5 separate regions of the Homo sapiens genome follow, and all the other regions are linked to region 4. The links are chromatin loops, found by intact Hi-C in ENCODE. Cell type or tissue: B cell. All regions are shown on one strand. Region 1 overlaps AADACL2-AS1 (AADACL2 antisense RNA 1). Region 2 holds the start of P2RY14 (purinergic receptor P2Y14). Region 3 overlaps MED12L (mediator complex subunit 12L). Region 4 overlaps MED12L (mediator complex subunit 12L). Region 5 overlaps MED12L (mediator complex subunit 12L).

Region 1 (5,000 bases), 610 kb after region 4:
AATCTTGGTACCAGTACTTTAAATTATTCTCTTAGAATAAATATTCACAATTTCTTTCTCTTGATGCCAAAAAGAGATTAATTAGGGCTGGAATTATTTCCAATGGCATTTCAAAAATTCTTAGCTCCTCCTCTCCCTAGGCTTGAGCATTGTTATAAAATTAAAAATAGCCCATTTTGGAAAGTCCAAGATTCTTTAAAACTGAAGTCTCTTATAAAAAATCAAGAGGAGGCTGAGAGGAGGCTTCTCTCTCATTTGCCAATTTCTTTAAAACAAGAGGCACCGTTGTCAGTACTTTTAAAGTGCTGAAAAAGACTACAAGCCTGCAAAAGAAGGCTGAGTGTTTCATTCTAGAGCTGTTTTTTCTTAGTGAACATCCATTGACTTCATTTGGAGGTTGTATCTGAGTGAGCCCTCTTTCTTACAAGTAAAGTAAAACACCAGTCAGCTGAACTCTTTATCAAACATACTCTTCATTTATCTCTTGATGACACAATGTCACTCTTCCCTTTCAAGCTGAGCCTTCAGATTCTCCAAAGGTTTCGACCTCCCACAAAGTCTTCACGAGGTGACTCGCTCTTCAAGGAGCCCTGCTATTATGCCATATGGTGTTATGACTCAGCAAACCTGCAGTCCCTTCTACTTCCGAGACCTGGAAAGACATGTTCTAACTGCTTCTGGATGAACCAGGCATACCAGTATTAGTTCATGCCATCCAAAAAGAAACTTCATGTTCTTTTTAACTCTAAATTACTAAAGCTAAAAGTTACAGTCTTCTGATCTTCAAGAGTTCCCAGAATTATGCTCTCTGGTGATTAAACTCCCTTCCCTAAAAAGTGGCTCATCCTAATAGTGCAATGTTCACTATGTGTCAGCTTTAAAATTCTATGCCTGTAAAATACTCGAAGTTTAGAGAATGCATCTTTTTTCAAACGCTTCTTAACTTTCTGAGGGTGAGGACCAATTTAACAGGATTACATGTAAATTGGCCTTTCAGCTATGACCATTTCAAATCTTGGAAAATTTTTCTCCTGCATACGCTTTATCCTTAAGTAAAGATACATAGTATCTATTTAGAGATCTAATCACAACTTTATAACCTTTAAAATATTTATTCTATAAATTAAATACCAAATATGAACATATAGCGTGTACACATATGCATATATGTACATATGTATGTGTGTGTATATATAGGTATACACATATACATAAAATCTCAAACAAAGAAATTGTCAATAAGATTAAACTGTGGCTCCCTGGAGTATACGAGAAGTTATATACATGAGCTAGAACTCAATCAGTAATTTGGAATTGAAGATTGGCTTAGGAAATAAGAAACTTCATACTTTATACTAATTTAAGTAAAACACTTTGCTTGAATATATTTAAGTATATAGACTGTTAGATGAATTCTATTTTTAATCTAATTAAATTAGAAGTAACATGCATTAGTATATTAGCTAAATCTCATTTATTTACAGTGAATCGAAGTTGGACATATTCCTTGAAAATATTTTGAAAATTATTTTAATGATTAAGAATCAATTAAAAAGAGATTTTACTTTATTTGCTAAAGAATGACTTTCAATAGTTTAGTCTCAAAATTGTTACACATGATTACCAGTGTGAAATATATGAGCAAAGATAAAAATAATACCTCCCTGCCAAAAACAGCTCCTGTTAGAAAATATTTTATTAACTAATCAAATAATCTTCTGGTAAATACAGAGAGATGTTTAAAGGTTGCAATCGAATTACAAGGACACAATAAAACTAAAGGAAATGCAAGAATGCCAGAACCGTTTATTAATAAAATACTGATTTATACAATTGATATTAAAAATGACAGTTATTTTGTCGTTTTCTTTTGAAAATAAGCAAATTATGCCTGTAATCTCAGCACTTTGGGAAGCCGAGGTGGGCGGATCACGAGGTCAGGAGATGGAGACCATCCTGGCTAACATGGTGAAATCCTATCTCTACTAAAAATACAAAAAATTAGCCAGGCATGATGGAACGCGCCTGTAGTCCAGACTACTCGGGAGGCTGAGGCAGGAGAATCACTTGAACCCAGGAGGTGGAGGTGGCACTGAGCAGAGATTGCGCCGAGATTGCGCCACTGCACCTCAGCCTGGGCAACAGAGCGAGACTCTGTCTCAAAATAAACAAACAAACAAACAAACTATTATTTAAAAATTAATGTAAAATAATGGATTAGAAATTATTACAATTTACTTCTTCAGCTTAATCATGTATGATTTCCGTACAGTTTTCACTTAGAAGACAATAAGAGAGAAGATGCGTATCGTCAAATGAGTTTAGATTTTTAAGTGCTCAATTTTCCAATACAGTGCAAAGAAACTGAAATTGCTTTCGGTCAGAAGAAAATAAGATAAAATTCAGTAAAAAGGAAATAAAGCCAAATGCATTCAGTTGGAACGGAACTCCGCCAGTTAGTGACTACAGCGTAAGGATTGTTTTCTTTCATACGTTCTTAGTCTGCCCCCTTGTGGGCTCCAGAAAGCTGTTACCCAGCATAAGCTAACGTGATAAAGTTAGATATCCAATAAAATCATGTTTTAATAATTCCTTTAATGTGGTTTAGAAAAATGTCTAAACTTGCTTTAGTTTATCAAACAAAAGCATTTAAAATTATAAATAAATATCTCAAAACTTACACCTCTAAATAAATTGAAAGAAGATATTTCCTTTAATTCCTAAAATTCTTTTTAAGAATGAAATTACCCATCCTGGGCAACATAGCGAGAGTCTGTCTCTAAAACAATTAGCCAGGGATGGTGCCATAGTCCCAGCCTCTCAGCAGGCTGAGATGGCAGGATCCTTTGAGCCAAGGAGTTTCAAGTTTCAGTGAACTGCCATCATTATGCCACTGTGCTCCAGCCTGGGCTGAGAGAGGGAGGCTCCATCTCTCAAAAGAAAAGAAAAAGAAAATAAATTACTATATAAGCCTCATAGAAATTGGAACTATAAAGCAATTGTCAAAAAATGCTATCTGAAACAATCTAGCTGAGGTGGGTTTTTTTTGCATTTATTTAATGTTCCATGTATAGAATGGAAAGCATTTATGACTTCTTTGTAAAAATAAACTGCATTACTATTATTGGAGAGACGAAGAGGCACATTAACTACATTATCTTCTTGTAATTGAAAATTGCTCCGATGGAGATACTGCAAGTTTGAAGATCTGAACTTCATTGCCGATGTCATTGTCATTCCTTGATTTGCCTAAACTTAAAATTTCAACATTTGTAGATTAAAAGGTATCCTGTGATAACCATCTCCTGGCATATTTTATAACTAATAGATAAATATTGTTGATGTCTTTTAAATTAAATTCTTAAATTTTTAGTATTTAAATAGGCAATCACTAGGTAACTATAATCAATATGCTTGATTTTGTTTTTTATTACATATTCCATATGTTTCATTTTATCTTCTACATTACACACAGTCCTTCCATGAATTCAGGCATATGTTGTTTTTTCATTTTTGGCAGTACAATACACTTTTGGCTTTCCATGTTTAATTGGATGAGTAGATTCTTACAAAAAATAAGACAAAGAATAAACACTAATATTTCGATTAATTATAATACCATTTTCTCAAGTAGTGTTCCAGGATTCAGTATGACCATAACCTTTAAGTAAAGTTCAATACATTGTTTCAAGATAGAAAGCAAAGTAAAACCAGGTGGTACAAACTAAGTTACATGCTCATACAGGCCCACGCGCATGTGTGCACACACACACACATACACACACACTCACAATTTTCTTACCAACACATCTCTCTGTAACTCTTTGGTGATCCTGGACAAGGTTCCCACGCCTCTTTGGATTTAGTTTTCTCGCCTATGAAATGGTACTATATCAGCTGGTCAATATTTTTTTGAACTGAGGTCTACAGATCTGCTTATGTGTCCACAAGTGGTCCAGTAGAATTTTAAAGTACAGTTTTCCCTCAGTATCTCTAGGGAATTGATTCCAGGACCTCTCACAAATACCAAAATCCATTGATGCTCAAGTTCCTGTTATAAAATGGCATAGTATTTGCAAATACCAAAATCTATTGATGCTCAAGTTCCTGTTATAAAATGGCATAGTATTTGCATATAATCTAAGCAAATCCTCCTCTATAGATTATATGCAAATCCTCCTCTATTCAGTCATGAATCACTTAACCATAGGGATACATTCTGAGAAATGTTGTTAAGCAATTTTTTTGTTGCGTGAATTTCATAGAATGTACTTACACAAACCTAGATGATATAGCCGACTATACACCTAGGCTATATGGTACAGCCCTATCACTTCTAGGCTGCAAACCTGTACAGCATGTTAGGGTACTAAATACCACAGGCAATTGGAATACAACTGTATTAGTGTATCTAAACATATTTAAACATAGCAAAGGCAATGCCATGCACTATAATGTTAAAATGGCTGTGATATCACTAGACAGTAGAAAATTTTCAGCTTCATTAGAATGTTATGGGGCCACCATTGTATATGTGGTCTAAAACATCAATATGTAGCACATAACTGTACTTTAAATAAGCTCTAGGTTACTTATAATACCTCATCCAATGTAAATGATATGTAAATAGTTATTATACCATGTTGTTTAAGGAATATGACAAGAAAAAATGTCTGCATATGTTTAGTGCAGATGCGATTCAAAAAAATGTATTTTTGATCCAGGATTGGTTGAATCCACAGATGTATAACTCATGACTATGAAGGGATGACTGTGCTTTGTTTTTATAATTATGGTAATATAAACACATACACAAATTGTGGATCATTTAGATGACCACTTTATAACTGGGCACAGCCATGAAACCAAAACCTAAAGTCGAGGTTTTGAATTTTTAAAATTGAAAAATCTTTGTAGTCCTCATAGGTACTCTTGATAGTCCACAAGTGCCCAAATTTGAGAAACGTTTCTCAAATTCCTTTCAGCATTTAATATTGATT
Region 2 (5,000 bases), 50 kb after region 4:
AGAACATGATATCTAAGGCCTTTGATGCTTTTCAAAAACAACAGATGGGAGGTTTCAGTGAAAAATAAAAAGCTAGCAATTTAATTTATACCGAGTAAAGACAAAAATTTCAAAGGAATCTAATCAGATCTAAAAGCATATGACCAGTATTTCACTTTGACTTTAAAGAACAGGTGGATTGAGAAGCTTTGCTGTGGTAAACTTGGTGTTTCGGTGAATTAATGTAACCAAATGATTACTATAAAAATAGCATTCATTAATTACTAGATTTATCCTTTTTAAGGGTGCTAGGGAGGAAAAGAAAATTCCCTGTAAAGAAGAACCAGAAAATTTAGTAAAGAGGGTTTTGGAGACCTGATTCTCATGCTACTTAGGAAGCTGAGAATTTAAAATAGATTTTACATAGTTTGGTTGTAGGTATTTTTTCTCATTAAGATAGGATATTTTTACTGAAGTTGATTTATCTAGCTGTGCTGCTCAGACTTTTAGGAGGCAATGCATCTTTTAGTATTGCGGGGTGATGGTGGGGAGGCTATGGGTGTAGCACCAGACTTGAAGCTAATTTGAAATCCCAAGTAGTAGACAGCATCTGGCCAATGAAATGCCTTCTTAGCATCCAGTATGAACTGGCAGGGTGATCATATTGATGATCATAATTAATTTATTATACAATCAAGGACACTTTTGAGATAGAAAGGAGGCACTATTTTCAATTATGCCCAGACAACAGGTGAAAACTGGATCTGTCCCAGGACATGGGGTCACCCAAAACTGAATGTGCAACAGAATTACCTGGAGGGCTTGTTAAAAGAGATTGCTGGGCTCCACCCCCATTGTTTCTGATTCTGTAGGTTTGGGGTCAATAATTTGCATGTCTGACAAGCTCACTGGTGATGTTGATTCAGCTGGTATAGTATCTGCACTTTGAGATCCACTGCTCTATCCAAACAAACTTGGCACTCTTGTACTGATATAATTTTCAATTAAAGGAAACACTCCTTATTGTCCATCATCCTCCACTAGACAGCCTTCTGCAGGTGAGGATGCTCATGATGATGGCAGAATATGCTTGTGTTGGTGTCAGCCTACCTCCTGGACTGGTCTGTTTTTGGTATTCTAGAGACTGCTCACACTGGGAGGTTGAAACAGCTCACTTGTGACCGACCTAACTTCTAAGGATATCCTGGGGCCAAATGGAATAAACCTGTGACTTCTGAGTTCATAGAGCCTTAGGCTTAGGGAAGCCTCAACATCTAAATTCACTCAGAAGCACTTTATAGAGTGAACGTTCTTCTAGGGAGCCGTGTTCTTCTTCTGTTCAGCACTTTAGAAGCATCATAGGTGGCCTTGCTCAGGATAGTCACACCCTCTGTACCTGCTTCAACTGTGAAGTGGGCACCGTAATACTTCAGGAAATTATACTTCTTCCTCTGCACCCGGCCCACTTCCCCTGTGTCTTCATGCTTTGAGTACCTTGGAATCTCCCCACTGTTCTTTTGGTTTTATTTTTGTTTGTTTTTGTTTTTGAGACAGGGTCTCACTCTCTCGCCCAGACTGGAGTGCAGTGGCCCGATCTCAGCTCACCACAACCTCTGGCTCCCAGACTCAAGCGATTCTCCTGCCTCAGCCTCCTGAGTACCTGGGATTACAGGCATGCACCACTACCACCCAGCTAATTTTTGTATTTTTAGTGGAGATAGGGGTTTTACCACGTTGGCCAGGCTGGTCTTGAACTCCTGACCAGCCTCTCCTGAGGCCACTCACCTTGGCCTCACAAAGTGCTGGGATTACAGGTGTGAGCCACCATGCCTGGCCTCCTTGTTTTTTTTTTTTCCAGACATGACAATATAGAGTTCATTCATATATACCAATGTGTTAATTGTGTGCACACAATTGTATGCATGTTTGTATATATAGTATTCATAAATTTTACCGAAATATAAAATTCATTGCATGTTTACAAATCATAAAATATGCCATTTTGGTATTTTCCGAGTGCATTGTTTTCTTTTTAACTTAATGGCTAGGTTTTTTTTTAGTGCTAAAACTGATTATCAAGTTTGTATGTTTTAGAAAGATGAATATACAAACTATTTATTTTTTTACTAGTGTGATCTTTGATTCATTTTCTCCGTAGGATTGATTGTCCTTGGTTAACAAAGTATATGTAGACAAGATGGATTGCATGGGCTTGGTTGAATAAGCTGACATTGTGGGTCTGTGCTAATTCTCCTGAATGTAATTTAATTTATAATGTTTAAAGAATTGTAAGTAATTTAGCTGATTAGTCATAGACTATAAATAAGTAGCATATGAACTCAAATATTTGCTATGCCTAGGACAGATATTTCTGTGATTTACAATTTAAAGGCATTTTATTTTAGTAGGTGTTAATGGGGTTAACTTATCCTAATAATGACAAAGATAAAAACTTTTACCTATATAAGTGTATGTACAAGTAAATGCAACTATATATCTGTACACATATGCAATTGCAAACAAAGACATACTGACCTAAGTATTATGCTAATCGATTTTGTAGTTTTGAGAAGCAATTTTAATACACATTTACGAGCTTTTGAAATGTTTGTCCTGGATGAATACCTTTTAAACATTTTCCTTGATATCTCTTCATCACAGATATATTTTGACAGCCACGATTGGAAATCCTAAATCATAAATGATAATATTTCAGTATTGGATCCCCATATTAGCATGGGGAAATATATTAATATACCAATTATAGTTGTCAAACAAAAAGTAACCTACTGAGAAAAATGTGAGTGGCAATGGTTCAGTGTTCCTCAGCTTTGTTGCTGCCCAGCTCAGAAATCTTTTCTGTTCCCATGCACCATTCACATACATGCAAGTCATTTCATGGAAAAGCTGTTTTCTTACCTGCGTCTAGGCCTTCATCTGTGAGAGTCATGCTTCACTCATTTTGAAATACCTCTCATTGTAGGCTCCAAGGTAACACTGTTACAGAGTTCTTGCTCATCTTCAACTACGGATGAAAATCAGGAACTTGACAGAAACCACAAGATAGTGGGTCCCTCTGCTGCTGTTGTCAGATAGAATTTATTGAAGACTGGGACGTGGAAACAAAGAGGAAGGAAGAGACGTTTTAATCTCTGTGGGTGTTAGGCTGACTTCTGAGCTAGTTCCTTTCCTCCAGTAATGCAAAAACAGTCCTGCTTTCTTATTTCTCCTCCTACTTTTCCCCACATCCCTACATCATCTGATGCACAGCCAGGCAAAAACCTGTTTTCTTTTCTAACCTTTGCCATTGTCAAATTCAACATGTGGTATGAGGTGGAGAACTGATGTGTAAGATATGGTTCTTTCTGAAGCACCCTCAGAAAATTGTCAGCAGCTTCACAGTATAACGTGCAGAGATGGGTAGTTGGAGCTACCTGGAAATGCGGAATTAACAGAATAAAGAAGTATTTTGACACCAATGTCGACATATTCTAGATAAGAGGTGTTGCATTGTCATTTTTCCCACATTAATTTTCCCATATTTGAACATTACTGATAAATAGATCACAAGTAGGACTTCAGATAAACTCCTCGTGTGTTAACATTTTGGTGTTTGTGCTGTGTTACTATTTTGAAAGTCTTCATATTTTTAGTTCCTTTCAGGCTCTGTAATATAATTGGTGATGTCCTGCAGTGCTCCACTGTCTTTCCCATTGACTATTAGTGCCATTAGATTTGGAAGTTTTCAGAAGATGGCTACAAAGTCCTCTTCAAAGTGTATAACTCAGAACCAGAAAGAAAGAAGACAAGGGGCTGAAAAGCTTACTTTATAAGGTTCCTGCATTTTAAGTGTATTTACTTAGGCTGTTCCATTGCCAAATTATGGGTAACAACTAGTAAAGTTCAGCTTGCCTTAAAAACATAGCTATACATTTAGTTATAATAATTATAACTGGCTTATGACATGCCCGTTACTATTCTAGTTGCTTTATATGTACTTGCTACGTAGGAGGCAGTGTTCTGGACATTGGAGATGGAGTAGTGACTGACACATACCCAAACAGTTATTTCCCTCATGAAGAGTATTTTCTTACTTTCTGTCTCACAGACTTGCTAGTCACTGTTGATCCTTGGCAAAGACCTGTGAGACACAGAGCTTGTTTAGAGAAGTTCGCCATTTCTCCCTGCCAGAGGGACTCTTCTTCAGACCCCCAGCGGGCCCCAATAGTCCTCACTGATGCTTTGATTGAGGGGCTAAGAATACTGATGTGCATAGAGAGGCTTGTTAGCTTCAGCTGCAGTGAGATCTGGTAGGTAAATAAACTTAAGGACAAGTGGATGTGAGGAGGAGCCGCTAGAGCCTGGTTATTACCAGGGCACATTGCAGAGTCCTCCAGATGTAAACATTTTGCTGATTAAATTGATGATTTGGCAGGAACCGTATCTCTAAGGTGCGACTCTCAAGACTTCCCTGATTTATTGCAGGAGATGCTGTTTACTCTGACAGTCTCAAAAACACCCATTAATTGTTCCGGGTCCCTTTTGTGCTTCTTGACTTCCCCGTGGGGTGTTTCACATAGATGTTATTGAGTATGACTGGGGAGAACATGATAATTTGTTGCTTCTTGACTTCCCCGTGGGGTGTTTCACATAGATGTTATTGAGTATGACTGGGGAGAACATGATAATTTCTTTGACTGGAGCTGCTTGCTTGCCTCTTAATGCCAGGAGTTGCAAAGTCCAAGGCCAAAAGGATAGCCCTACAGGTGGTCCCCTCGTGGCAGGTGGTACAAATGGGTTGGACTCTGTGTAAGACACTTGGGAGTAGAGGGAGTATGGAGAAATGGAAAGCTAAAGGGCCCACCCAGGGGGACAGTTGTGTCTGGAAGCTTGCCAGAGTCATGGGCCTCATCTTGGGATGGGCCAGTGTCTTCAGAACATTAAACGCTGATTTGCATGTACTGTTCTAAACACTCTGTGTGTTTTAGCTTGATTACTCACAATGGCTCCATGAGTAAAGT
Region 3 (5,000 bases), 71 kb before region 4:
CTGTCCGCTCATTGGTCCGGTTTCATTACCATTCTCTAGTCGTGAATAATTATAAACATTATTAATAATTATTAAGGAGTACAGTACTAGTCACTATGTGTTATTTTCTATTTTTAATTTTTAATTGCAGTTTTACTAATCCGCATCCACTCGACTGTCTTATGTCCCAGAGCCCTGTAGCTATCTGATTGACATAACTTTAAGTCAGTTAAATACACTTAAAGCACAGGGTTAAGAGGGCTTTATTTATGGACTCCCAAAAGGAGTTCAGATTGTGGAATAGTATATTCAGCAACGTTTTTAAAAAAGATATGCATATGTTTATAGAAACATTCATGCATACTTAGAGTAGAAAAGATGGAAAGATATATATGAAAATATTTTGTGATTATAGGTGATGGCCTTACAGATGGTTTTTCTTTTCATGTCTGCAGTATAAATTTTCTATAATGAACGCGTATTTCTCCTATATTTTAAAAAATCTTAAAAAGGAGATATACCCTAGACAAAATAGGGGTGTATGAATGTGTGTGTTATTAATATTTTTAGCTCCTGAGGCTAAAATATTCAGTGGGGATATTGAGAATAGTACCATACTGACAGTGAGTTAATAGCAAGGGTTGGCATACAAAAGTTAGGATTTGGATCCTTGTTATTTTTGTTTTTGCTTATTATAGCTAAGCTAAACTTGTCTCATCTGATGGTTGGTATTTCGTTTTGTTGAACAAGTGAGTGTCATGAGACTGTTAGTCCATAACAGGACAGAAGAACATGATGACATAGATAGTTTACTGTTTTTAATGCCAATGGACTAACTTTAATATCTGTTATCGGTGCTTTCAGAAAAACTATTAAACTAGGAACAGAATGTCGACCTAGTATTTGTTCGTCTTTTCGCATTGGCTTGTTACCGAAGTTTAACAACTCCAGCGTGCATTTGAATTTGAATTTTAAATAAGACACAATTAAAATAAGTGGTTTAGATGAAAACTTAACAGTAGTTATCTCTGGGTTCTGTTAAATAATTTTAAGGGTATTTAAAAAGTAAAAACAAAGCACTCAGTGACTAGCAGATGTTTAGTTTCTACTCTTTCTTTTGTCAAAATAGAAGGTGGGAGAACCTATTGCTGAATAATGGGAAAACAGCATTGTGTGGTAATGTTTCAGTAGGGTGTTTTCTTCTGAAATGCTGTTTTGCTAATCCTTGGGGAAATTTGGCTGTGAGCATGCAATTATTACATTTTTATCCACAGAATGGGCTAAAGTTGGCATCACATCCCTCATGGTTGCCAGAGGCAACACACTGATTTAATTTGTGCCCCTGTGGCAGACATTTTTGAACAATTTCAGTGATTTTTTTCCTGTTGCTACTTTGGTTGTTTCCTTTCCAGTATCCCACTGTTTGTTGCTCCCCAACCTCTCTGATTTCACCCTCCCTGAGTTTTGAGACACTTGGTGTTGGTTGAGGAGAGTAGAATAATTGAAGATCCAGATGATTGTCCTGAGGGAAGCCATGCGGGTGTCCCTGACACATCCTGGGGCAGTGCGGGTTGGAATGCTTTCATGGTCCAGCCCGCAGTGAATGAATGTCTGTCCTCTTAAAGACTGACAAAAACAAACAAATCTTAATTAGGCATATTTGAAATTCCATGTGGAGCCTGAAAAATGGATCCTAAGAGAGCTGCTTTTGGGGGATTTTGAATTCTTTTGCTGTGGAATTTGAGATTCCTTGAGATCTCCCCTTCACGATTCTGTCCTGCTTTGCCTTTGTTTTTTTGATATACTAACTGATGTTTAACAAGGAGGATCACCAGATGGACCCAATTCGAGAGTGAACATCTCTTCTCCTAGGTTAAGAGTCACAGAAGCACAAGGGTAGAGCTGCCTGTTTCTCCGAGAGCTGGCTGCTGCCACAGGGCAGGCCACCTCACACTAGCATGCGTTCTCTAAGGGCTTTGGGTGGGTATCCTTTTCTGAGCACTGCTTGTACAGGCACAGATCATTTTTAGGGAGCAGATGTTTGTTTTATCAGTACACCCTCGAGATAATCAGAATGGGGAAGAAAACATGTAATTCTTGTACCCATTGTGTCTAGAAACTCATATTTTTCTTTTTTTAAAATGCAGAGTGGACACAGATATCTACCAGATATCTTCGAGAGCAGTTGGCCAAGATTTCTGACTTTTACCACATGGCCTCCAGCACGGGCGATGGCCCTGTCCCTGTGCCACCAGAGGTGGAGCAAGCCATGAAGCAATGGGAATACAACGAAAAGCTAGCATTTCACATGTTCCAGGTAACCTTTTGAAGACATGCAGAGTTGTGTGCAATGCTTTTAAGAAGACAGCAAATTCCTTATAGTTTGGTGTTCTGGGGTTAAATCCTATTTTACATGAACCAATACATTCAAAGAAAGCAGTCTGACATTTCTCACATCGAATTGTATTCAGGGTGACACATCTGCCCTGGGATGACAGCTTATTATACATATTGATCTCCAGCTTTCAATCATGTTAGCTCTTTTAGTGCTATTAATTAGTTCGTAATTGCACTATTAAATGTAATCCTTCTAAACCTTTTATTTTGCAAAATTGGATATATTTATTTAAAAACACCTTTGTGCTGATGCCTTCTGTGGTAGCAGACCTCCTTTAGACCTAAGTTGTTCCAGAGAAAGGTCATCTTAATTCAGCTGCAGCTGAAAATACAAACAGAGCTGAGGGGAGGGGTAAGGGCGTTTAGGAATGACTGAACTCTCACCCAGACAAGCTGATGTAAATAATGTTGACCAGAAGAGGGCGTTTGGGCTCTTAATTACCTTATTCATGGTAAGGTAAGAGAGATGACTTCAGTTCAAGTCTTATTATTAGCAGAGATTTTAGTGCCTGTTATCTTGATTAAAGAGGGAGGGGACATGTGGTTTCTAAATTTTCCCTTTAGAACCTTTATTATAATTTTCATGCTCCTCTTCTAAGAGGTCAACATAGGAAAAAATAAGGTCTTTTTGAGAAGTAATATTGTTAGTTTTTAAGTCAGTAAAAATAAATTCTAGTTCCATTTAGAAGAGGGACTACTTTAGTGCTGCCCTGAGCTTTTATGACTTTTACTGGGCTCAGAATTTAGTCTGCATCTTGGAAAAAGTATCTCTCAGCATGTTTAATGGTTCTGGAAGAATTACGTATTAGGAGTATTGAAATTAGAATTTTTTTTTTTTTAAGAAAGCAGTTAGGTCCTAAAGGAATGAATATAATCGAAATAGTAATGTTAAAATTTAAATGTTCATTATATTTTAATTTGCCGTATTCTGAAATGTGAAACACACCCTAATTCATACACGTGAAGACATGTATATGCAGAAACAAGGGCATGGGTATATAAACAAAGCATCTACAGGATGGACTGTTATTTATGAAGATTCTCTTTGTTTTTTTGAATCTTGAATTTACCATCTCTTATACCTTAATGGAAAATTCCATTTTGTCTCTTTTTTAAAAAAATTTTAATTAATTTTTAAATTGACAAATGAAAACTGTATATATATTTATTTAGAACTCACTTTATTGGTCTTAAAATTTTAAATTGCACTTTTTATGTGACTTTTTAACTATTTTTGACTGTAAACATTTTAAAAATTAGAAATTAGCAAGATGTCATGTCAATGTGGCCTCACTGTAAACTTTGAAATACTACAACTGTAATTTATCAGTGTAATATTTTCACATGAATCCTTGATAACCATTGCAGTGGAACACTGGTAATACATAACAGTTGCTAGGAACAAAGTAAGATTTCATATGAACTACTAAGTTTGTTACCAGAATGACCATAAAAGTATATGTCTTTCCCAGAAAACAGTTTTTTGTTTCTTTCTTTCATTCTGTGAATCATAATACAAAACTATAATAGGATATTAAATCTATATGTGCATAGAATGTCATAAAATAATGTGTTTATCTATGTGTATATGCATATGAAGGCAAGAGACAAAAGATGTTTGTAGTGCTTATATCAAGATTAGTGGTCTCTATAGGGTCTGTGTCACCCCCGTGGGGCATTTTTGGAAATTGTAGGGGGTATTACTGTTTTTTATTGTAGTTGTGTTGAAATGTTTATACATTATTTTATCATAAATTCCTTTCATTTCTGTATATTAGGTCATTGATTTTTAAGGTTGTATTTTATAGATAGGTGATAGTATCTGAAACTAATTTTGGGATAGTGGAAGAAGCTATTAAGGGGGCATTGGGTCTGATGGGATTTTCACACTTTTGTTAAGATGATGGCATGAGCAGTGCTTATCTTCTTTATAATTATCACTGTTACCCAAGTTTCCTTCTATGAGCATGAGTTCATACTCCCCCGAAATCTAGCCAGGACCCTGACACACACTGGGGGTGTGAAAGCTTCTGAAATTTTTTTTTTTCATTGTTGGAATGAATTTTTCTCAATTTGGAGCAGATTTCTAAAAAACAAAAAAAACTATACAAAACATATTAGTTATTTGTTTTGTTTAGAATTTGGACTGTGAGCAATGAGACTATGTTTAACAACAACAAAAACAGTAGTACAGTTAGACTTAAGCATAAGAATGACAGTGCCTTTTTTGTTTTTTTTCTTTAACATTATTAATGTAATTTTTCTTTGTTCATTTAAGGAAGGAATGTTAGAAAAACACGAATATTTGACATGGATCCTGGATGTTTTAGAAAAGATCAGACCAATGGATGATGATCTTCTTAAACTCTTGCTACCACTAATGCTGCAGGTATAGTACATGTCCCCTTGAGGCAGTTGGTTTTATGGGCAAGAAATGAGCCTGATAAGAATGATTAGGTAAGTGGAAGAGGAAAAGGAAAAAATATCCTGTTGAAATGGAAGGAAAAAATGTCTTTGATGCTATAACACATGAAGTGATAAAGGCTTCTAATAAGTTTTAGCCATCATTTGTGTTAACCATGTTGGTAGTTTTTATCCATGTGTCCTAATTTTTAAGTAATTTT
Region 4 (5,000 bases):
TGACTCCTTAGGGCTGGGTAAACAATGTCCTATGTTTCTAAGTCATAGACCTGTCCAGGGTGCCCTCGACTTCACAGAAGTTGCTGTTCTCTCTCTGTAATTGGCTACACTCCCCTTATTTCTCAGAAATCCTTCTTCTGCTTAGCTCCTGTGTTAGTCTATTGTCTGCTGCTATAACAATACTACGTATTGAGTCATTTATAAAGAAAGGAAATTAATTTGGCTCATGGTTCTGGATTCTCTGAAGCTCAAGATGGAGGGGATGCATCTGGTGAGGCCTTCCTGCTGCATCATGGTGGAAGGGCAAGTGAGCATGTGAGACCAAGAGAAAAAGAGGGCCAACTTCTGCAGTAATACCATTAATTTGCTCACGAGGCCTTTGCTATCATGATCTAATCATCTCTCAAAGGTACCACCTCTTAATGCCGTCACAATGGCAAATCAATTTCAAATGAATTTTGAAACGGACACTCAAACCGTAGCAGCTTTCTGTCAGATCCTATCGGTAGCTGTCTCATCCGTGTTCTGCATTCCTGTGGCACTCTTGTCCGTGCCCTGTCTAGGCTCAGTCAAGGAGAATCTCACTTTCTCCTTCACCCAGAAGAAGGAACTCTCCCACCCCCTATCTTTTTTCATTACCCACAGCATTTGATGTTTGACACTCACCACACTTCTCAGAAGCTGTCAGGGACCTAATTTCTAAGTCTGTTGTCTTTTTCTCAGTTATTCTATTTCCTGACCTCTTTGCTTGCAGTTTTTGATATCATTGATTTCCCCTTGTTGAAATCTGCTGTTTATAAAGTACATTGTAACCTTTGGCTCCTGTGTACCCCTGATATTTCTTCCTTTGCCAAGGCCTTTTGTTCATTTGCTCACTATAAAGCCGTCAGAACATGCTGCCATGCCCTATGGAAACACATCAGGGAACTCTCAGGAAGATTCCAGTCTAGGGGGAGGCTGAACAGAGGGACACTTCAAGGTATGACATGGGGTCATCATTGAAGGAGGAAGCACAGGAACACAGTGAGCACGTATCTAGTTTCAGAAATGGTGGCATCAGGGCAGCCTTCCTGGAGCATGTGATAGTGAAGATTGACAAATGAGTTGGCTTTAGCTAGGCAAAGAAGAAGGAAGGAGTTTTGGGGTGAGAGAGCTATAGGAACAGGCATCAAGACTGACACGAGAGGCTGTCACAGTGGGGGAAAATGGATGGCCTAAGCTCTTGGGTAACATGATGGAATCTTGCCAATGAGTAAACGTTTACGTTACAAATGAGGACAGTGATGCTTAAAATGGTTAAGTGATTCATCAAAGGGCACCTAACACATAGCCAGACAGTATTCAAACTAATGTCTGATTGATTCCAAGCCAGGGCTCCCCTGCTCCTGAAAGAATGTGGGGGCAGCATGTTTTATATGAATGTGATCCTTTACACAGGCCCTTCAACATTTTGCTGGAGTCGCATCTTGAGAAGTCAGCCAGTGTTTTTTTTTCAAGAAAGGAATGTGCATGTGTGTATGTTTGAGAGTATATATATTATTTTTGTTTTTGATCTGAGTTTTAAGGTTTTGCATGAGGTGGATGCCTTCAGTTTCTTCAGTTATCTTCCAGATACTGCGGCATAGAGAACCTCCTTTTGATTTGCCAGTTTCTAAAAGTATTTAAAATGAGTTTCTGATTTTTTGACTCAGTTTTCTATCTCCTGCGTTGATATCCAAAGAGAGATACAGAGTCGGACTATCATGAATGGTGATTACAACAGGTAACGTTAACCTATAAATGGTGGAAACTCTTCTGCAGGGAGAAACCCAGATCTGCTGCATGTGGTTTGGATGCCACACGCAGATCCCCTGGGGCCCCTGGCACAAGGAGAGCTCTGCTTGCTGCTGTTTGTCACCTTCAGCCAGTTTTCTCTGGCAGGAGATGTGAGCTCAAGATCAGGTCACTTGATCCTAACTCCTGCTGCTGTGACCCATCGACTTTACCTTCAGTTAGAATCCAGGTCAGTGACCAACATGTGTTAATGTAACTTAAAATTGGCTGAATGGTGTGGCCACATACTTTCATTGAGGAGCTGTGCTAAGTTTTCACATTAGAAATATCTAAATATTCTTCTTAGGCTGAATTGCAGATACCCAAGAACTTCCTCCTCCACCAAAGCATAAATTCGGCCCTCTCTTGATTCCCTCTTGATCTTCGTATTCACAGTCTTTACAACCCATAAAGATAAAAGAAATCTGAATTTCTGCTACAAACAGATCCAACTCTTGATTATGTGTGAGAATGGTAAGGGGGGACGGATTAGGTTGGATTTATAAACTGATAACGTCCAAACATAGTCTTTACTTTGTATTCTAATCGCTTCCCTCAAAACACTTTTGGCATAGCTTGTGGCAGACTGCAAGTCTAGCATATTGGCATGTCTAAGAACTCCAGCCTGTCTTCACTTTGTGATTATGCAAATGGATCATGGGAGCTGTCAGTGGAGGGTGAGGTGTGGCATAGGCACCTCATGACCTCCAATGGATACATAGTCATGCAGTCTTCCCGAATGGCAAACTGGGGGCCAGGAAAATGGCCACCCACTGTTAGCCTTTACTCTAGGGACTGCATCTTGGTAGTCAGGATGGACCTGTAATTTTTTGCCTATAATGATTGGAATAGTCCAGGGTTTCTCAGCCTTGGTACTGTTAACTGTTTTTTTCGGTTTCAGTTCTTTGTGGGTAGGCTGTCTTGTGTATTGTTGGGTGTTTAGCCGCATCCCTGGCCTGTATCCACTAGGTGGCAGTAGAACGCCATGGTTTGTGCAACCAGCCACGTCCCCACACATTTCTAAATTTTCTTGAGAACCACTGGAATGACCCCTTAATGGTAGGTATGTTTCAGATGATTTTGATACAGGAAGAGAATTTAGCTTTCTTGTTGGGGTCAGACCTTAACTGTAATTGAATAACTCATCAGCAGTAAGTAATCTGTATGCTAAGGTCTAGGAATGTGAAGTGTGCTTTATTTACTGCTCTGTTGGAATAGTGGACAGAGGACAGACAGTGCAGCATAATGATTACATGCATGCTTGTGGGATACAGTGGGCCTTGGCTACATGTATGGCGCTAGAATATTGCGATAATTATTAACTGCCTTTGTGTATCAGTTTTTACATGTCTAAAATGAGGGGAGAAGTAGTAGCTACCTCAGCTACATCTAGGGTTCCTGTTCCCATAAGAATCAAATACCTGGTGTGAGGCAGGCTGTGACTCAGTGGGAACATTGCGCGTACAGGGAGTGACTCAGCTGATAACAGAATAAACTATCAGGCTCCTGACAGTTTCCCCTCTTCTTTAAGTTGATTTAAGTTGACGCTCTTCTACACTGAAATTCAGGGCTGCAGGAGGCACAGTAGACCCTTTGCAGAGTGCTCTGAGCTTCCTCCAGTATGTGGCCCAGCAGTGCTTGAACAAGGGACAAATTGGGAGAGGTTTTGCTTCTGATGATCCCTCTATTCTAGTCACAGGAAGTGGCACTCAACAACAGAGTGTATGTATGAAGTCCAGAGTGTTTCAGTTCTAATTTACCAGTCCCTACACAATGCTAATCTTTCATGAGAGTGGCACAAAGCTCTGCATCACTCCTGGCTTCAGGGTTTTGGGAACCAATTCTTTTTTCTCCTGGAACTAGGTTGAGCTGCCTGAATTACTGAATTTTTTCCAGCCTGTTCTTCTGCAGCATTGTTTTGGAATATGTGGTCCTATTCCCTGGGGCCAGGCAAGGAAATGAATCCATGACCTCTTTTCGCCTCACTGAGATGGTATTTGCATTTCTCAGGCAAGCAGTACTCAGATCTGCAGATCATGGGGCTGTTAGACCATTAGTGGTTATCCTTTGCTGTGAAGATGAAGACAAATTTCCATGTGTGAGAAAACAACAGCTTTAACTGCTTAGCTGAATATCAACCACTTGTGTGTTTGTTCAAGATTCAGGCTTATATAGCCAAAGGAAAAGAATATAAATATCCAGAATTTTAAGTGGGAGTAGAAATACTGTACAGAAGTGATTCCCATATACTCTCTAACCCAAAGTGTTGTATGTTTCCTCCCTGTTTTGTGTATTAATCCCTGTTAGAGGGTTCTTTGATTTTAATAAAACATACTGTGGTAATAACTTATAAATTCAGCAATTCTTTTTTTTTTTTTTTTTTTTGAGATGGAGTCTTGCTCTGTTGCTCAGGCTGGAGGGCAGTTTCGTGATCTCCGCTCACTGCAACCTCGCCTCCCGGGTTCAAGCGATTCTCCTGCGTCAGCCTCCCGAGTAGCTGGGACTACAGGCTCGTGCCACCATGCCCGGCTAATTTTTTTTTTTTTTTTTTTTTTTGAGACGGAGTCTCACTTTGTCGCCCAGGCTGGAGTGCAGTGGCACGATCTTGGCTCACTGCAAGATCCGCCTCCCGGGTTCATGCCATTTTCCTGCCTCAGCCTCCCTAGTAGCTGGGACTACAGGCGCCCACCACCATGCCTGGCTTATTTTTGTATTTTTAGTAGAGATGGGGTTTCATCGTGGTCTCAATCTCCTGACCTCGTGATCCGCCTGCCTCGGCCTCCCAAAGTGCTGGGATTACAGGCATGAGCCACTGCGCCAGGCGAACTGAGCAATTCTTAAACGAATTTGTGTTTTATTAACTAGAGCATGCAACAATGGAGCAACTGTATTAGTTGCAAACTTAGTAGGACTTAAGGGTGAAAGATGCACTTTTATGCAGCTTGAAGATGTTGTTCAAGTTGTATTTGAAATCAAAGACCTTTACTTTTTATGAGTCCTAGGCTCACATGTTGGGATCTGTTTTTTTGTTTTTTGTTTTTGTTTTGGATATGGAGTCTCGCTCTGTTGCCCAGGCTGGAGTGCAGTGGTGCGATCTCAGCTCACTGCAAGCTTCGCCTGCTGGGTTCACGCCATTCTCCCGCCTCTGCCTCCCAAGTAGCTGGGACTACAGGTGCCCGCCACCACGC
Region 5 (5,000 bases), 59 kb before region 4:
GTCGGGTTTTGCACACGTTGGAAGTTTTGGATCGTCACTGTTTTGACCGAACTGATTCCAGCAATTCCATGGAGACACTTTATCATAAGATTTTCTGGGCAAACCAAAACAAAGATAACCAAGAGGTAGTTAATTTTTTTTTAATTCTTTTCACCTTTTATTTTCATAGTGTTTTTTTCTTCTTTCTCATTCAGGAAACTCTGGCGAAACCTTTTCTATGAAGTGTAGTATCTTATGAAGACATACACACTTGAAATCATTCTATTGTTGGACTAAGATTACCTACCATTATTAAAATGAAATGTCAGTGGGGCTTATCTACCTAGGAATATTGATATATTGACGGGCAAGATTTTTCTTGGCCCTTTTACCATCACTTTCCAATTTTAGTTTTAGAAGAATATCCTTCATTTAGTGATTGGACTTAATATGGTGGGTTGGCTTTAACTTGGGGGAATGTATGTTAACATTTAGCACAGCAGAGGGCAGTGCATGAATACCCGTGGTCATGATCTTTCAAAAATCCTTAGACAATGTGTTAGGGTTCTACAGAGAAATAGAACCAATAGAAAAAAAGTGTGTGTTAAGTGTATGTATATATATGTGTATGCGTACATATATGTTTATATCTACCTAGAGAGAGAAAGGGGGGGAGAAAAGAGAGGGGTATTTATTTTAAGGAATTGGCTCACATGATTATGGGGCTGGCAAATTTGAGATATTCAGGGCAGGCTGGAGACTCAAGGAAGAACTGATGTGGCGGTCTTGAGTCCATAGGCAGTCTGGAGGCAGAATTCTTTCTTCCTCTGGGGACCTCAGTCTTTTTTTTTTTTTTAAAGACAGAGTCTCACACTGTCACCTGGGCTGGAGTGCAGTGGTGCAATCTCGGCTCACTGCAACCTCTGCCTCCTGGGTTCAAGTGATTTTCCTGCCTCAGCCTCCCGAGTAGCTGGGATTACAGGCACCCACCACTATGCTCAGCTAATTTTTTGTATTTTTAGTAGAGATGGGGTTTCACCATGTTGGCCATGCTGATCTTGAATCCTGATCTCCTGATTCGCCTGCCTCAGCCTCCCAAAGTGCTGGGATTACAGGCCTGAGCCACCGCACCCGGCCGGGACCTTAGTCTTTTAAGACTTTCTATGGGCTAGATTAGGCTCACACACATTATAGAACATAATCTGCTTTACTCAAAGTCTGTTGATTTAAATCTTAATCACATCTTAAAAAAATCTTTTTAGCAACAACTAGACTGGTGTTTGACCAAACAACTGGATACAATAGCTTAGCCAAGTTAATATCTAAAATTGATAATCACAGATAATTTTTATCTCACACATATCTAGCAATAGATTGTTTCATGAATGAATTGCCCCAAAACTAGGATATTCAGTTGTTTTTTTCCTCAGCCTTATTTGGGGAGAAATAAAAAGTTTGTCTTCTTTTCACAATGAAAACTGCCGATGATAATATCCAGCCTGTGCTAGGCACTAGGACTGCAGAGTTAAGTTTTAAGACACCTTCAATACCTTAGTTAGCTGATGGCAAGCATCTTTGATATTTCAACTGGCTTTTGGGAATGCATATGTGGAAAGAAAAGATGAAACAGCAACAACAACCACCATCAAAAACCTTTCCTTCTCTTACCTTTATGTGAGCCTGATACATATTCCAGATTATTATTCTTTTTGGAATAATTTTTGATTGATCACCCTGCTTCTCAAAGATATGGTTCAAGACTAATGGTGCCAGCTAGGATCATTCAGAACGTTGAGAGCAAGGGACTGATTGAGTGTGCTTTTTAAATTCATCGCGAGTTCAGTAGCAATGCCTCCCTACTTCAGTGGAGCATGCTGATATAATCCTCTGCTTACTGAGGCAAGTTAGAGTGCTACGTGCTCTTTTTGGGTGGAAACCTTAAAGTGTGTTTTTAGTAAAGACTTTCTTAGATAAAAGACTTCATGAATACTAAGATTTTTAATACATATAGGTGAGTTATCTGGAAGGAAAGTAGGGATACCCAAAATTCAGGGGGATCTTGGATTGTTTAGCTTCTTGCACTAAGTATTGAGTAAAAGCTACATTGTTTCCTGGTGAGGGTTTTACCAAGATTATCATAACCACCTTAGTTTTGTGGTTAGCCTGACTATATACCTTCAGAGTGTATGCACTGGCTAACTTCAGGATTATTGCCCCATTCACCTGCAGACACTTAAGTTACAGCACTCTCAAGAAAAAAATAGGGGTGTTTTTTCAAAAAAATTCAAGGGCAGAAATTATGTTGCAATCTTTCTGAATGAAATCACACTGTGAGGTTCTTTGTAAATCACAGATATCTCCGGAGTGGGTGCTTGCAATGAGCCATTAGGGTGCAAGAAGGTTATTAGAACTTCTGTTCAGATTATAATTTTCAAAAGCTTCTTTTGTCTCTGGAAATGAATGTAATTATTATGATCGTATAGGTATAGAAGTTATAAATAAGTGTGTGTTGAAAGTTTTTACTAAAAAAACTCTTTGAGCTGAGAGGGTGTGTGGGAAATGTTTGGAAATCACTGCCGGAAGCTTCCCCTACCTGAGTGACTTCTCCAGGATTCAGAGAGGTGCGTGCCACCAGAGGGCGACATGTGCTCAGGACTGAGAGTCCTGGAGGCTCTAGGCACGCACATTTCTGGAAGGGCCATCAGTGTTGCCCCATTTAGCAGTAATTATTTTGAATGTTGACTCAACTTCAGAAAGACTTGATGAAAACTACGTTTTCAACCCATAATTCAGATTGGTCACCTTTTCTTAATAGTCTGGCAAAAAGGATAACAAAATAGATGGATCCTTCTGTAATACTTAACATTAAATTATTATTAGTATTTTTCCAAGACAGTCTCAGTCTGTTGCCCAGGCTAGAGTGCAGTGGTACTGTCTTGGCTCCCTGCAACCTCTGCCTCTCAGGTTCAAACAATTTTCATGCCTCAGCCTCCCCAGTAGCTGGGATTATAGGTACATACTACTGTGTCCAGCTAATTTTTCTATTTGTAGTCAGGCTGGTCTCAAACTCCTTGCCTCAAGTGATCCATCTGCCTTGGACTCTCAAAGTGCTGGGAGGTGTGAGCCAGTGTGCCTGGACTAAATTAATTTTTAAAATATGTCGTTGGTATCTGTATGTATGGTATATGCATCAAGGTATATATGTATATGTAATCAAGTTTTATCTCTCTATTTACTCCTTAACAGGGGTTACTGTTTTCTTTTTCTTTGTTTTTTTTTTTTTTTGTTTTTTTTTTTTTGAGACGGAGTCTCTGTCTGTCTCCCAGGCTGGAGTGCAGTGGCGTGATCTTGGCTCACTGCAACCTCCACTTCCTGGGTTCAAGCAATTCTCCTGCCTCAGCCTTCCAAGTAGCTGGAATTACAGGTGCCCTGCCGTCACGCCCGGTTAATATTTTTATATTTTTAGTATAGATTGGGTTTCACCATGTTGGCCAGGCTGGTCTCTAATTCTTGGCCTCAAGTGATCCACCCGCCTTGGCCTCCTAAAGTGCTGGGATTACAGGCATGAGCCACCGTGCCCAGCCCTGTTTTCTTGACTGCAGAGTCACTTTGCGTATTTCTGGAATTCATGCATGTGCTGCAGCATCATGTTAACTGATCAGCTGGTGATCTTGAGTAAGTTACTCAAGGCTTTGTGCAATAGTGCCCTTCCTGGTTAAGTAGGCATAGAGTACTTGCCCTTTTTTTCTCTAAGGAAACATGAACACTTTGAGAATTATAAGGCACTATACAAATATGTTTTAAAAATTGTTAACAATAATAATATAGCAATTATTAGTATTATACTGGAAGAACTAATGTGATGATGCTGTTCTCTGATAAGGAGTTACGTGTGGTTAGGATTCAGAAATTGGTCTCACTTCTTTAAAATATACTTCCCCTTTTTTGTTTTCATAATTCATTCAGGATTTAGATAGCACGATAGATAAAACATGATCAACTTCTGTAGTTGCAATAGGTTGGAGGTTTGCTGTTACTAGAAGTCGTGTCTAGGTAGGCCTAGGCCCCAGGTTGCATAGCCTGCTTCTTCACATCTGTTGGGAAAACCTGAATTTCACCCTCCTTGATTCCTTAATTCCCTTTTCTCTGGAACTGCGACAGGGAAATGCAGTCCTCTCTACTTCCTTGTAGGGAGGGGAGAACTTCTGTCTAAATGGGAGAAGTTTGTGTGTGTAATCAGTTTCAGTATTGGTGAAAGCCTGTTGAAAACTGCAGTGCATGGGATGAAGGCATCCGAGGCCTGGGCCCTGCCTTGTGGTTGGACTGTGGTCATGAGAGTGGGAGTAGGAGCTGATTCTGTGCCCACATTGGGGTGTGCCAGGCTATGTGGTGTGCCTTCACTGATTCCACATGGAATGCACTATTTCTTTTTTTCTTTTTCTTTTTTTTTTTTTTTTGAGATGGAGTCTTGCTCTGTCACCTAGGCTGGAGTGCAGTGGCGTGATCTTGGCTCACTGTAACCTCTGCCTCCTGAGTTCAAGCCATTCTCTGCCTCAGCCTCCCGAGTAGCTGGGATTAATAGGCGCCTGCCACCATGCCCGGCTAATTTTTCTATTTTTAGTAGAGATGGGGTTTCACCATGTTGGCCAGGCTGTTCTTGAACTCTTGACCTCGTGATCCACCCACCTCAGCCTCCCAAAGTGCTAGAATTACAGGCGTGAGCCACTGCACCTGGCCTGGAATGTGCTAATTCTTTACTCTCCCTCCCTGTTGCCCTTTACCGCCCCATTTCCTTGGCCACTGTTTCTGTGTCTGGGCTTTTGGGTATAATGGCAAGGGAGGTGAAAATAAAAATCTCAAAAACCTGAGTGTTTCCTTATTCTAGATCTGTGCTGCTTAGTTTTCCATTCAGAGTAGTGTGAGATATAAAGATGGTAATACTGAGGTCAGGGCTCATGTCCCACAGTGGCCAGGCAGGTAGTGGGAATGAGTCGGGGGATGCTATGTATAAGGCAGCCTGG

What was found. Peaks named below come from ENCODE experiments on the same cell type or tissue, not always from the same donor. Only the 100,000 strongest peaks of a DNase experiment are listed, where the experiment ranks them.
Region 1: a loop joins it to region 4, with 19 times the contacts of the local background. A loop is called at or near these places in 39 of 110 quality-filtered maps.
Region 2: a loop joins it to region 4, with 7 times the contacts of the local background. A loop is called at or near these places in 102 of 110 quality-filtered maps.
Region 3: it touches region 4 in a loop (9-fold over the local background); 42 of 110 quality-filtered maps call a loop at or near these places.
Region 5: a loop joins it to region 4, with 12 times the contacts of the local background. A loop is called at or near these places in 47 of 110 quality-filtered maps.

What each region holds. Positions count from the first base shown.
Region 1 is chr3:151,836,677-151,841,676 of GRCh38, forward strand. The region is part of intron 1 of AADACL2-AS1 (AADACL2 antisense RNA 1); the gene reads right to left. Among named protein-coding and RNA genes, the nearest start is that of AADAC, 25 kb to the left of the region's middle. In B cell, CTCF peaks have their summits at 2,528 (motif pointing left) and 2,730; a DNase peak (open chromatin) is centred at 2,485.
Region 2 is chr3:151,275,389-151,280,388 of GRCh38, forward strand. The region is part of intron 16 of MED12L (mediator complex subunit 12L); the gene reads left to right. It overlaps P2RY14 (purinergic receptor P2Y14), which reads right to left and starts at 3,154. Exons shown (of 3, transcript NM_014879.4): 1 at 2,899-3,154. In B cell, no CTCF peak of the experiment used is centred here; DNase peaks (open chromatin) are centred at 1,433 and 3,053; H3K4me3 peaks cover 2,923 bases; H3K27ac peaks cover 5,000 bases.
Region 3 is chr3:151,154,035-151,159,034 of GRCh38, forward strand. It overlaps MED12L (mediator complex subunit 12L), which reads left to right. Exons shown (of 45, transcript NM_001393769.1): 6 at 2,127-2,296; 7 at 4,655-4,765. Among named protein-coding and RNA genes, the nearest start is that of GPR171, 47 kb to the right of the region's middle. In B cell, CTCF peaks have their summits at 2,801 (motif pointing right) and 3,003; a DNase peak (open chromatin) is centred at 2,797.
Region 4 is chr3:151,225,129-151,230,128 of GRCh38, forward strand. The region is part of intron 16 of MED12L (mediator complex subunit 12L); the gene reads left to right. The region is part of intron 1 of P2RY14 (purinergic receptor P2Y14); the gene reads right to left. Among named protein-coding and RNA genes, the nearest start is that of GPR171, 24 kb to the left of the region's middle. In B cell, CTCF peaks have their summits at 2,777 (motif pointing right) and 2,977; a DNase peak (open chromatin) is centred at 2,793; H3K27ac peaks cover 1,675 bases.
Region 5 is chr3:151,165,858-151,170,857 of GRCh38, forward strand. MED12L (mediator complex subunit 12L) reads left to right here. Exons shown (of 45, transcript NM_001393769.1): 11 at 1-125. Among named protein-coding and RNA genes, the nearest start is that of GPR171, 35 kb to the right of the region's middle. In B cell, CTCF peaks have their summits at 2,604 (motif pointing right) and 2,809; DNase peaks (open chromatin) are centred at 2,644 and 4,064; H3K27ac peaks cover 1,167 bases.